2 separate regions of the Homo sapiens genome follow, and region 1 is linked to region 2. The links are chromatin contacts, found by Hi-C or POLR2A ChIA-PET in ENCODE. All regions are on one chromosome and are shown on one strand. Each heading gives the region's core, a stretch centred on a gene start or an enhancer-like site at or near the end of the contact. The rest is flanking DNA. Distances are from core to core; before and after follow the strand shown.

The links. Hi-C counts contacts between places; a loop is a spot of excess contacts on that map. ChIA-PET counts read pairs that join two places held with the same protein, here RNA polymerase II (POLR2A). Pooled maps may share reads with other maps.
Region 1: a loop to region 2 is called in a map of endothelial cell of umbilical vein, with 5 times the contacts of the local background. The contact joins two enhancer-like sites. A Hi-C loop is called at or near these places in 1 of 168 maps with a recorded cell type or tissue (endothelial cell of umbilical vein) and 1 of 50 pooled maps. POLR2A ChIA-PET finds 5 or more read pairs at or near these places in 3 of 52 experiments (AG04450, MCF 10A and WTC11).

Annotation. Positions count from the first base shown.
Region 1 is chr4:74,502,700-74,509,215 of GRCh38, forward strand. No RefSeq gene overlaps it. Among named protein-coding and RNA genes, the nearest start is that of AREG, 61 kb to the left of the region's middle. RefSeq lists an enhancer at 462-1,661. Within about 2 kb of position 3,057, at least 4 of the 41 ENCODE cell types and tissues checked have a DNase peak (open chromatin) inside an H3K27ac peak, as active enhancers do.
Region 2 is chr4:74,371,307-74,378,292 of GRCh38, forward strand. The region is part of intron 1 of EREG (epiregulin); the gene reads left to right. Among named protein-coding and RNA genes, the nearest start is that of EREG, 9.7 kb to the left of the region's middle. RefSeq lists an enhancer at 2,872-4,071. Within about 2 kb of position 4,710, at least 4 of the 41 ENCODE cell types and tissues checked have a DNase peak (open chromatin) inside an H3K27ac peak, as active enhancers do.

The DNA.
Region 1 (6,516 bases), core at 1,807-4,306, 130 kb after region 2:
TTCTGCAGTTCTCAAGGCTGAGAAGTCCAAGATTAAGATGCTAGCAAATTTGGTGTCTGGTGAGATCACCAAATTCTGGGTTCATAGATGATGCTCTTTATTCTGTCCTCGCATGATGTAAGAGGTGAGGAATCTATCTTGGGCCTCTTTTATAAGGACACTAATTCCATTCATGAGGACTCTGCCATTTATAACCTAATCACCTCCCAAAAGCACCACCTCCTAATACCATCACTTTGGGGGTTGGGATTTCAACATATGAATTTTGGGGGTACAAAAATATCCCGACTATAGCCTTCTACCCCTGGAACCCCAAAGTTCATTTTATTTTCACGTGTGAGAGAGATTTATTTTATCCCAATAGCCCCGACAGTTTTAAGTGACACCAGCATCAACTCAAAAATTTAAAGTCTCATATAAATATCATCTAAATCTGATATGGGTAATATTCAAGATAGAATTCATCCTAAGGCAAATAGCTCCCCAGCTCTGAACCTGTGAATTCAAACATGTTATGTGCTTCCAAAATACAACTGTGGGACAGGGCATAGGACAGAAATTCCCATCCAAAAGGGAGAGACATGAAAAAAAGAAAGAAAGAAATGACATCTCCCAGGCAGGTCTAAAATCCAACAGCACATGCAACATTAAATCTTGAGGCTTCAGAATAATCTTCTTTGATCCAATACTCTACCCTCTATACTCATTGGGACAGAGGTCTCACGTTCTGGACCCACTGAGTGGAAGTTCTGTTCCTGCAGCTTTTCTGTGCAAGGTTGGGCCCCCATGGGTTTGGGAGGCTCTTCCCCACAGCTGTGAGACATGCCTCAGCTTTCATGGATTGGAGTTATATGCCTGCAGCTCTCTCAAGCTGGAATTACATACTGGTGGATCTGCTTGTCTGGGGTCATGAAGGCAACCCCACTCCAACGACTCAGCTTTTCACTGAATGAGATGGTACTTTGGGGAAGATATGAGATAATTCATTGCATCAGGACCTGAGATGGTGTGTAGGAAGACTTCTCCAGGGATGCTGACCAAGGTCCATTTCCTCTTTTCCCTACCAATCCTGAAAGAATAACACTCTTTATGCTTGTCATTACATTGTTAGTCATGACACACAGAGAGTAGTTACAATGAGCCATGGGAAATGACGCATTCACTTCTTTGATGGAGGCACTTCTGCCTTTCTAGTCCCACTTCCTGCAGTGTCCAACTCTTACTGCATGTAGTGATAGAACTAAATGACCTCTATTTTATCAGAAATGCCACACCTTTCTAGCTATATGCACCTTTGCATGCAGTTCCCTACACCTTTATTTTTTCTCATTTGAATAATTTTCTTTCATAATTCTAGACAAATTTTAGTTGCCCTCTGTACTAGGTAGCTTTCCCTCTGTTAAATGACCCTGCTAAGTTAACTAATATAAATGCCTTTTGTTATAGTTGCCATAGTAACTTTAAATTTACTGTGTGCTCATCTGCCTTTAGATTGTAAGTTTCTAAAGAGCACAGATCATATTTTTATTTGCTTTTGTACTCCAGAAATTAAAATAGTGCCTAACACATAGTTTATGCTCAATACATACTTTTTGATCTGAACTAAACCACTAGTCCTGATATGTAACTTGTCTCTCAGCTTTAGAATTCCACCTTAAATTGCAACTTCTGAGAAGCAGAAAGGACATTGTCTGGTAGATGGCTCAGGGCCAACCAAAATATTTAACTCTGTGGTAATTATAATGCTGAAAACACAGCACATAATTTCCATAGGTTTTTTTTTTTTACTTTATTCATCCGCTTGAAAAATGCATATTGAAGAACATAGGGGAAAACTTCAATGGCATTGGTCTGGGCAAAGTTTTTTGGATATGATCTCAAAAGCACAGGCAACAAAAGCAAAATAGACAAATGGGATTATATCAAACTAAAAACTTCTGCACAGAACACACATACATACACACACACAAACACATATATACACACACACACCCACTTCAGAGTGAAGAGACCACTTATAGAATGGAAGAAAATATTTGTAAACCACACATCTAGTAAGGGGTTAATATTCTTTCAGTGACACAATGGGCTGACTATTGTTAACAATAATTTATTGTATATTTCAAAATAAATAAGAGTGGAATTGGAATGTTCGTAACACAAAGAAATGTTAAATGCTTGATGTGATGAATATCCCAGTTACCCCGATTTGATCATTATGTATTGTATGTTTGGGTCAGAATTTCACATGTACCTCCAAAACATGTACAACTATTATGTGACCATAATAATTAAAAATAAAGCAACTTGATAGCAAGAAAAAAAAATCCCATTTAAACATGGGCATAAGACCTGAATAGACATTTCTCCAAAGAAGATATACAGATGCCCAACAGGTATATGGAAAAATGCTCAACATCACTAATCACCAGGGAAACATAAATTAAAGTCACAATGGGATATCACCTCATACCCGTAGGAATGGCTCTTGTCAAAAAGAGAAAGACAAATGTTGGTGGGGATAAAAAGAAAAGGGAACTGTCGCGTACTGTTGGTGGGAATGTAAATTAGTACAGCCATTTTGAAAAACAGTATGGGGTTTTCTTTAAAAACTCAAAATAGAGGGGTCGCTTCCAAGATGGCCAAATAGGAAGAGCTCTGGTCTGCAGCTCCCAGCAAGATCATCGCAGAAGATGGGTGATTTCTGCATTTCCAACTGAAGTACCTGGTTCATCTCATTGGGACTGGCTGGACAGTGGGTGCAGCCCACAAAGAGTGAGCTGAAGCAGGGTGGGGCATCATCTCACCCAGGAAGTGCAAGGGATCAGGGGATTTCCCTTTCCTATCCAAGAGAAGCCATGACAGACTGTACCTGGAGAAATGGTACACTCCTGACCAAATACTGCACTTTCCCACAGTCTTAGCAACAAGCAGACCAGGAGATACCCTCCTGTGCCTGACTCGGCAGGTCCCATGCCCATGAAGCCTTGCTCACTGCTAGCACAGCAGTCTGAAATCAACCTGCGAGGCTGCAGCTTGACAGGGGGAGGGGCATCCGCCATTGCTGACGCTTCAGTAGCTCACAGTGTAAACAAAGAGGCCAGGAAGCACAAACTTGGCAGAGCTCACCACAACTCAGTAAGGCTTACTGCCTCTATAGAGGCACTTGTAGGGGCAGGGCATAGTAGAAAAAAGGACAGCAGACAGCTTCTACAGACTTAAATGTCCCTGTCTGACAGCTCTGAAGAGAGCAGTGGTTCTCTCAGCATGGCATTTGAGCTCCAAAAACAGACAGACTGCCTCCTCAAGCAGGTCCCTGAACCCCGTGTAGCCTGACTGGGAATCACCTCTCCAATAGGAGTCAACAGACACCTCAAACAGGCAGGTGTCCCTCTGGGACAAAACTTCCAGACGAAGGATCAGGCAGCAATATTTGCTGTTCTGCAGCCTCTGCTGGTGATACCCAGGCAAACAGGGTCTGGAGTGGACCTCCAGCAAACTTCAACAGACCTGCAGCTGAGGGGTCTGACTGTTAGAAGGAAAACTAACAAACAGAAAGGAATAGAATCGATATCAATAAAAAGGACATCCACACCAAAACCCCATCTCTAGGTCACCAACATCAAAGACCAAAGGTAGATAAAACCACAAAGATGAGGAGAAACCAGAGCAGAAAAGCTGAAAATTCCAAAAAACAGAGCACTTCTTCTCCTCCAAGGGATCACAGCTCCTCACCAGCAAGGGAACAAAACTGGACGGAGAATGAGTTTGACAAGGTGACAGAAGTAGGCTTCAGAAGGTCAGTAATAACAAACTTCTCTGAGCTAAAGAAGCATGTTCTAAACCAACATAAAGAAGATAAAAACCTTGAAAGAAGGTTAGATGAATGGCTAACTAGAATAAACAGTGTAGAGAAGACCTTAAATTACCTCATGGAGCTGAAAACCATGGCACAAGAACTTCGTGACACATACACAAGCATCAATAGCTGATTCAATCAAGTGGAAGAAAGGATATCAGTGATTGAAGATCAAATTAATGAAACAAAGCAAGAAGACAAGATTAGAGAAAAAAGAGTGAAAAGAAACAAACAAATCCTCCAAGACATATGGGACTATGTGAAAAGACCAAATATACGTTTGATTGGTGTACCTGAAAGTGACTGGGAGAATGGAACCAAGTTAGGAAACACTCTTCAGGATATTATCCAGGAGAACTTCCCTAACCTAGCAAGGAAGGCCAACATTCAAATTCAGGAAATAAAGAGAACACCACAAAGATACTCTTTGAGAAGAGCAACCTCAAGAAACAAGATTGTCAGCTTCACCAAGGTTAAAATGAAGGAAAAAATGTTAAGGGCAGCCAGAAAGCTCGGGTCACCCACAAAGGGAAGCCCATCAGACTAACAGCTGATCTCTTGGCAGAAACCATACAAGCCAGAAGAGAGTGGGGGCCAACATTCAATGTTCTTGAAGAAAATAACTTTCAACCCAGAATCTCATATCCAGCCAAACTAAGCTTCATAAGTGAAGGAGAAATAAAATCCTGTACAGACAAGCAAATGCTGAGAGATTTTGTCACCACCAGGCCTGCCTTACAAGAGCTCCTGAAGAAAGCACTAAACGTGGAAAGGAACAACTGGTATGAGCCACTGCATAAACATGACAAATGGTAAAGACCATTGACACTATGAAGAAACTGCATCAATTAACGGGCAAAATAACCAGCTAACATCGTAATGATGGGATCAAATTTAAACATAACAATCTTAACCTTAAATATAAATGGGCTAAATGCCCCAATTAAAAGACACAGACTGGCAAATTGGATAAAGAGTCAAGACTCATCAGTGTGCTGTATTCAAGAGACCCATCTTACGTGCAAAGGTGCACATAGGCTCAAAATAAAGGGATGGAGGACGATCTACCAAGCAACCGGAAAGCAAAAAAAAAAAAAAAAAAAAAAGCAGGGGTTGTAATCCTAGTCTCTGATAAAACAGATTTAAACCAACAAAGATCAAAAGAGACAAGGCCACTACATAATGGTAAAGGGATCAATTCACCAAGAAGAGCTAAAGAGCCTAAATATATATGCACCCAGTACAGGAGCACCCAGATTCTTGAAGCAAGTCCTTAGAAAGGACAAAGAGACTTAGACTCCCACACAATAATATTGGGAGACTTTAGCACCCCACTGTCAATATTGGACAGATTAACAAGACAGAAGGTTAACAAGGATATCCAGGACTTGAACTCACCTCTGGACCAAGGACCAAGTGGACCTAATAGACATCTACAGAACTCTATACCCCAAATCAACAGAATACACATTCTTCTCAGCACCAAATCACATTTATTCTAAAATTGACCACATAATTGGTAGTAAAACATACCTAAGCAAATGTAAAAGAACAGAAATCACAACAAACTGTCTCTCAGACCACAGTGCAATCAAATTAGAACTCAGAATTAGTAAACGCACTAAAAATTGCACAACGACATGGAAACTGAACAACCTGCTACTGAATGACTGCTGGGTAAACAACAAAATGAAGGCAGAAGTAAAGATGTTCTTTGAAACCAATGAGAACAAAGACACAACATACCAGAATCTCGGGGACACATTTAAAGCAGTGTGTACAGGGAAATTTATAGCACTAAATGCCCACAAGAGAAAGCAGAAGACATCTAAAATCAACACCCTAACATCACAATTAAAAGAACTAGAGAAGCAAGAGCAAACAAATTCAAAAGCTAGCAGAAAACAAGAAATAACAAAGATCAGAGGAGAACTGAAGGAGATAAAGACACAAAAAAAAACCTTCAAAAAATCAATGAATCCAGGAGCTGTTTTTTGAAAAGATCAACAAAATAGATGGCTAGCAAGACGAATAAAGAAGAAAAGAGAAGAATCAAATAGACACAATAAAATATGATAAAGGGGATATCACCACTGATCCCACAGAAATACAAACTACCATCAGAGAATACTATAAACACATCTATGCAAATAAACTAGAAAATTTAGAAGAAATGGATAAATTCCTGGACACATACACCCTCCCAAGACTAAACCAGGAAGAAGTTGAATCTCTGAATAGACCAATAACAGGTTCTGAAATTCAGGCAATAATTAATAACCTACCAACCAAAAAAAGTCCAGGACCAGACGGATTCACAGCCAAATTCTACCACAGGTACAAAGAGGAGTTGGTACCATTCCTTCTGAAATTATTTCAGTCAACAGAAAAAGAGAGAATCCTCCCTAACTCATTTTATGAGGCTAGCATCATCCTGATACCAAAGCCTGGTAAAGACACAACAAAAAAAAGAGAATTTTAGGCCAATATCCCTGATGAATATGGATGCGAAAATCCTCACTAAAATACTGGCAAACTGAATCCAGCAGCACATCAAAAAGCTTATCCACCACAATCAAGTTGGCTTCATCCCTGGGATGCAAGGCTGGTTCAACATATGCAAATCAATAAATGTAAGCCATCACATAGGCAGAACC
Region 2 (6,986 bases), core at 3,460-5,959:
AAAGCCCATTCTCATGTTTAAAAAATCAGCTTGGCAATATTTATTGCTGATTTTAGCACCGTTCACATCTAATAATGATGAGTCTTATTTACGATGGAATCATGAATACTGTCTCTGATTATTCCTTTGATAACCACCCTTTACTTCCTTTTACAACTCTACTCTCTTAGCTCTCAGCAAACTTAATTTTCTTTTTTCTCTAATTTCTTTTTCTCTTTTCTTTGCCACTTCTGTCTGCTCTCTACCACCTGTTTCTCAAAGTTCTGTTATTTTCCAGTTCATACTGTTTTCCTTGGAACATATAAATGTCTTCCATTCCTTTAAAGGCAGTATCTCCTCATATGACTTTCAAATAGACTTCTCCTAATCTCCAAATAAATTCTTATTCCTTTACTGTATTCCCAACAGCCTCAAAAATATAAATAGGTAATACCTATAGATAAACATTAAACTCAAATATGTTCACTCCCTTCATGCCTTCATGCCCAAATGCCACCACAAGCCTGCTGTCCTGCCTATGTCTCCTCCTTTTTTAATGGCAGCATTCTCTGTTTTTTTTTTTTCTGACTAGAAACTTGGCATCATCTATAAATTCTCTCCTTTCCTTACCACCCTTAGGTGTCCAACTTCTTTAAGTCTATTTAGGGCAGGAACAATGTCTTTTGTACCAGTTTTCTTTCCAGTGTTTTGTTCAATATCTTGCATGTAGACAACGCTCAATAGATATTTATTGAGTAAACATTATTTGACAAATGTAGTTACTAAAAGCAAGGATGGGGTAAGCTGCCCTCCTTTTTGATGATTGGATTGTAACTAAGCCCATCCCACCAGCTATCATGCTATGGAGGCATATGTGGCTCTCACTGAAGTCAAGGTCGCCAATGTCAACTCAAACTATATTTTCATAAACTATATTATCTGAAAGTAGAATTCCTTAGCAGCCTGCAGTGTGTGAGTTGTATTATGTGGGTTCTCTGAATAAAAAGTAATTAATTTCGAGTCTTTTGAAATCATCTTTAATGGATTCCCTTTCTCTTGTTTTGTGTGCTCTCACTGATTAAAACTTTATCCTTGCAGATTCATGTTTGGCCATAGGCATCTACAGAGAATACAATATAGTCAATATGCTTCTCAAGATGCCATTAAATATCCAGGCTTCCTGCCACAATGTGGCCATAATGAAAAGAAGGCAAATTGCAGACACTTATAGTCCAAACTGTTGCGCCTTCAGGAGATGTTTCTTTTGGAATAATAATGTAAGAATAATTTAAGTTGGATTTATAGAAGTGAGAAGCCCGATGGAAGGGAGTCAAGGTAGAAAAGGTTATAAAAAAGCTCTTCTTATGTAAGATTGTCTTGAGAAAAAAATATGTTTCCAACAGAAAATTTGAAACAATACTCTATAAATGAAGCTTTGGCTTTTAGGGGAGGCAAGTCCCACCTTTAGAGATTTTAGTCACAGAGTTCCAAACACTCAGATTAATTTAAATTGTACTTTTTTTTTTTTTTTTTTTTTTTTTGAAACAGAGTCTTGCTCTGTCACCAGGCTGGAGTGCAGTGGGGTGATCTCGGCTCACTGCAACCTCTGCTTCCCGGGTTCACGCCATTCTCCTGCCTCAGCCTCCCGAGTAGTTGGGACCACAGGCGCCCACCACCACATCTGGCTAATTTTTTTTTTTTTTTTTTTTTTTTTGGTATTTTGGTTTCACCATGTTGGCCAGGATGGTCTCGATCTCTTGACCTCATGATCCACCAGCCTCAGCCTCCCAAAGTGCTGGGTTGTACTCTTTACATAAGAGTTGGTATGTATTCTCCTGCATTCTGGAAATACTTCCGTTATGAACAAGATATACATCTTTAAATTCATATTTAGTGCAAAATAGATAATTCCCTTATATTTTGACTCACTGATTCTTTATTTGACTAGCTTTAAGTATAGCATTGTATGATAATATGTAAGCGAAATATATTAGCATTTGAAGTATGATTTAGAAATGACTACCTAAATTGGAAAGTATAACTTAATGCTTATGACTAGAAACACATGGCATATTAATATTTTTGCTACTTGTCAAGGAAGATTCTATGGCTATTTTTCAAAACTCAAAATTAAAATAATTACTTATTTTTAACCTGTTATATTAACCTTGGGTTTCATATGTTTTATCTCAAATTGCTATAGACCGTTTTTACCTTAGGTCTTAATGAAGTGCAGTTACAAAGCTAACATTAAAAATATATAGGAATAGAATTATTACTGGCAGAAGGCAAGGTTAGTTTTCTATAGATTTATATATATGTGTGTATATATGTGAGTGTATATATATATTTATATATAAGTAATATATGTATATATGTGTTCATATATATTTATATATAAGTAATATTTATAAGTATATATGTATGTATATATATAAGTATATACGTGTGCGTATATATATCTATACACACACACACACACACACACATATATATACTCTCTGAAAAGTAGGTTGCTACTAGAAGGTGCTGACAGTCTTTTCAGTATCTGATGTGATAATGAGTTTTAGAGTTATTTTGACCAAGGTGAAGCAAGAGCTTATCAAATAGTGGAATTAAATTTAAAACAAAAAGACATCCAAAAACAGTGAAGGCATATTCACTCCTTAAAAGCACACAAGATCCAACAAGCCTATTACGTTATAGACAAATTCTAAAATCACAGACTGCCATGGAAGATGGTAGAAAATGAACAGTCTGAGTAGGTTGGCATGTGACCACAGCAAAAGTGTGAACAAAGAGGATTTTGCTATGTGTTTGGGCTGGACAAATGCTATGATTCTGCACAAGTTTGCTTTTCTGGTCTAAATAGCCTAAAAGGTTAAACTGGGAAAATGAGATGCATTTCTTTTATTCTGTAATCTATCTGATTTTAATTTGGATCATTTTTATTTTCTTGATTGTTTTCCAGAATAGTCATTTTACCCTAAGATTTGCAATTATTTTGCTGACTTGGCTTGGTCATCCAGTCACCAAATCCTAGCCTCCTCTGTACTGGCCTCCTTCTGGATGAGCCCTCAGTGCAATCCTTAGGAAGCAAGGTAAATCCAGGCACAATGGCTCAAGCCTGTAATCCTAGCATTTTTGGAGGCCAACATGGGAGGATCATTGAGCCCAGGGATTCGAGGCTGCAGTGAGCAGTGATTGCACCACTGCACTCCAGTCTGGGCAAATGAGTAAGAGCCTCGAAAAACAAAATAAATATAAATAAAAATGAAGCAAGGTCAAAATAAACCGTATGCAATAGGAAGTACATTTTCTACATCTGGCATTTTGTCTGACTGTTGGGCAACCACTTCTTAGTGCTCCAGGGCCCACGACATTTACTGCTATTGCCATTCCTATGATGGCACTCAACCTCTCCCACGCGCGGTCCCCAATATTGTGTAAGGGTGTAGGCTCGGTCCTGACTCACAGGGAAGAGGCGATTTGTATCCTCTGAGTCACTGGCACCACTTCCTGCTGGCACATCTGAGATTTCACTGAAACATAATCTGAAAAATGAAGGCAGAGAGATATATAGGTGAGGTTCACATTCCTAAAACCCATTTGGAAATTTGATAGAAACAATGACCTCTGAATGCATTTCCATTTTTGCAGCTGTATTGTAAAAGAAGCGCCAACTGCCAATTTTGAGTTTACAGATCATCTGTGTTATATCACCTGGCAAGAAATTCCTCTGTATCTTAGTTACCAATGCCACCAGACAAGAAATGCCACCAGATCTGTTTTTTTGACATAGATACTATCTAAAATATTTAGTATCGTAGTGAATTATTTGCTTAGGAAGAATCTACTGTCAAGAATGAAAAAGCCAAATATAGTATTTGAGGTCCAATCATAGAGAAATTATGTTCAAACAACACTAAGGTCATGAAAAGCCTGACATTAAGGAAATATATGCATGCTTTAGCATTTATTCCCTCCCTGTATGACTCATTAAAGTAATGACTAGCGATTCTTTTTTTTTTTTTTTTTTTTTTTTTTTTTTGAGAGGGAGTCTTCCTCTGTCGCCCAGGCTGGAGTGCAGTGGCGCGATCTCCGCTCCCTGCAAGCTCCGCCTCCTGGGTTCAAGCCATTCTCCTGCCTCAGCCGCCTGAGTAGCTGGGACTACAGGCGCCCGCCACCATGCCTGGCTAATTTTTTTTTTTTTTTTTGTATTTTTAATAGAGACGGGGTTTTACCGTGTTAGCCAGGATGGTCTCGATATCCTGACCTCGTGATCCGCACGCCTCGGCCTCCCAAAGTGCTGGGATTACAGGCGTGAGCCACCGCGCCCGGCCTGACCAGCGATTCTTAAGGTTAACAGGATAGTGGATGTAATATTTCTCTGGAGATAGATTTTTTATTCATTGGATCGCATTCACTCTTCTACCCTAGTTTGCAAGTGTTTGGGAGCAGACGCATATTGCAGGAACATTTGAGAACCACTATTTTAAAGCAATAGTGCTGTGCAGATGGACATGACTTAGAATTAATTTTGCTGTTTTCTTGGCCACATCCATCCATGATGGAATTGCAGTTATACACTTTAATTTGAAAGGAACATTTAAAATTATATACGATTCCACCTGTAAAATATCCTGCTGTAGGATTAATGCAGCAAGTCTCACAGAAACTATCCTGAGCGATGGACTGTGTCCAAGGGAGCGTCACGAGTAAGGAAAGTCCAGTCTTTGTGGAGGCACACCCTGGGCTGAACATTCTTTAATTAACAAAGACAAACATTTCACCTGTGGCCTGAACAACTGGAACAAAGTTTCCAACGGTGGAAAAACTAACAACTACTAAAAACCTTTAAAAAAGAAGACTAACAGCAACACTCCAAAGTAAGTTGGATTCTATAATAGTTGCAGGTTGCAATTGGAGGCAATTCCAAGCAGGAAAGGTTAGGCTTTAGTTTATGCAAAGGATAGAGAAACTAGCTTCAAATGTGCATTTTTTTCCCCCTGGCTAGCATTTTCCTGGAGGGAGAATTGGTAATGTCTCCTCCAAAGCTTTCCTCAGTTGAAGAAATATGTAGGAATAGGAATGTCAAGGATGTAAGCACGTGCAACTAAAACTCCAATTTGTACCGAGGAAACTGTATTAGTTAAAGGATTTCATTCTTCAGTAGTGAAAGTATGGTGAAATTATTATTGGGATATAAAACAAAATTGACTTGAATGAGAATCTAGCTTATCCTCCATAAAAAGCTTAGTGAAATAGTTTTCAACTCTGTTCAACTGACAATGAAATCTAGGCTTTAGCTATTTCTTTGTCATTCAACAAAAATATATTTTTTGTAGTTCCACAAGAGCAATTGAAGCAGCATTTATATTGTAGAAAAAGCATGGAGTGGGGAGGGGATAATTCTGAACTTTAAAGACAACAGAATTTTCAAATTGTTGAAGAACAGGAGACTTGATTTCAAAAGATAAATTTGTAACTCTTCTCTTCTGTGGTCACAAGTGATCTTAGACAAGACATTTAATTTAAATACACTGAGGGTATTTGAGACTAATAACTACTTCACAGAATTAAGTGTGAAATTTGATATATGAAGTTATACATTATGATGCTGATGCCGATGTGTAATTTACTTTTCAGAACCCAAAAATATACAATCGGCTTAACAGATACAAGCCTTCTCTAACTGAGAAAAAATAAAATTCTTGTATTACACGAATTAAATCTTTCTTTACAGTACCAAATTACAGAGATAGACAAACTTGTTATAAACCAGAAGAGGGCACTGTCCACATACACTGCTAAAACCAGAGGCTAGAAGTTGAGAGTCAAGGAACATTTATGGGCTGTGACAGCCATTTCAGAAAAAAAAAAAAAAAAACATTAGTTTATTTCACTGTATTCTCCCCAAAAATCTATAAGATAGGAAAAATTAACACCCAGAAAAGTAAATTAATTTTTTTTCAAGATCACGTAGCTCAAGTTTTCCTCACAAGACTGCCTTTCCACCATAATTTGTGGCCTCTATGTTGGGTTAAATACTCTACTTCAATTACAGCTATCATAATTTGTTCTCTGTGATGTCCATTATACTCTAGTATTATTGCCTATTTCCAAATTCTATAAAGTGGCCCATTTAACAATATGTATCCTTGGGAAAAGTTATTTAAACTCTTTATGCTTTAGTTTTCTCTAATGGGGATAATAATAGTATCTTCCTCAAATTGGCCCTGAGAGGACTAAATAATATAATACAGATAAGGTGAATAGGACCATACCTGGTTGTATTAGTTTGTTTTCACACTATTATAAAGGACTTCCCTGAGACTGGGTAATTTATAAAGGAAAGAACTTTAATTGACTCACAGTTCTATATGGCTGGGGAAGTCTCAGGAAACTTATCATGGCCGAAGGCGAAGGGGAAGCAAGCCCCTTTTTCACAAGGTGGCAGGAGAGAGAGGCGGGAAGGAGGAACTTCCAAACACTTATAAAACCATCAGATCTCATGAGAACTCACTCACTATCCTGAGAACAGCATGCAGGAAACTACCCGCATTGATTCAATCACCTCCCTCCTTGGACACATGGGGATTACGGGTCCCTCTCTCAATACATGGGGATTGCAATTCCAGATGAGATGTGGGTGGGGACACAGAGCCAAACTATATCACTGGTACATAGTACATGTTCAAGAGATGGATCGTCCTCTGTCTGAACTGTGAAAGAAATGGAAAGTTGAATATATTTTGTTGCCTTTATGGAGGCATTAATCATCCTTTCATAACAGTTACCACTTACTTAGCTACTTCAACGAAACAGGTTGATTCAAACTCTTCCTGTGCTTACAGAAACTGGATTCTCAGTGTGGTTCATCTGGCATGCCTATTCCTTCTCATATTAGATAGGATATATTCTGATTTTACCTAGATTACATTTACCTAGCTGCCTATCAGTCAAGGAGAATTTTCAGGAGTAGGAAGTCATTCTAGTTATCACGC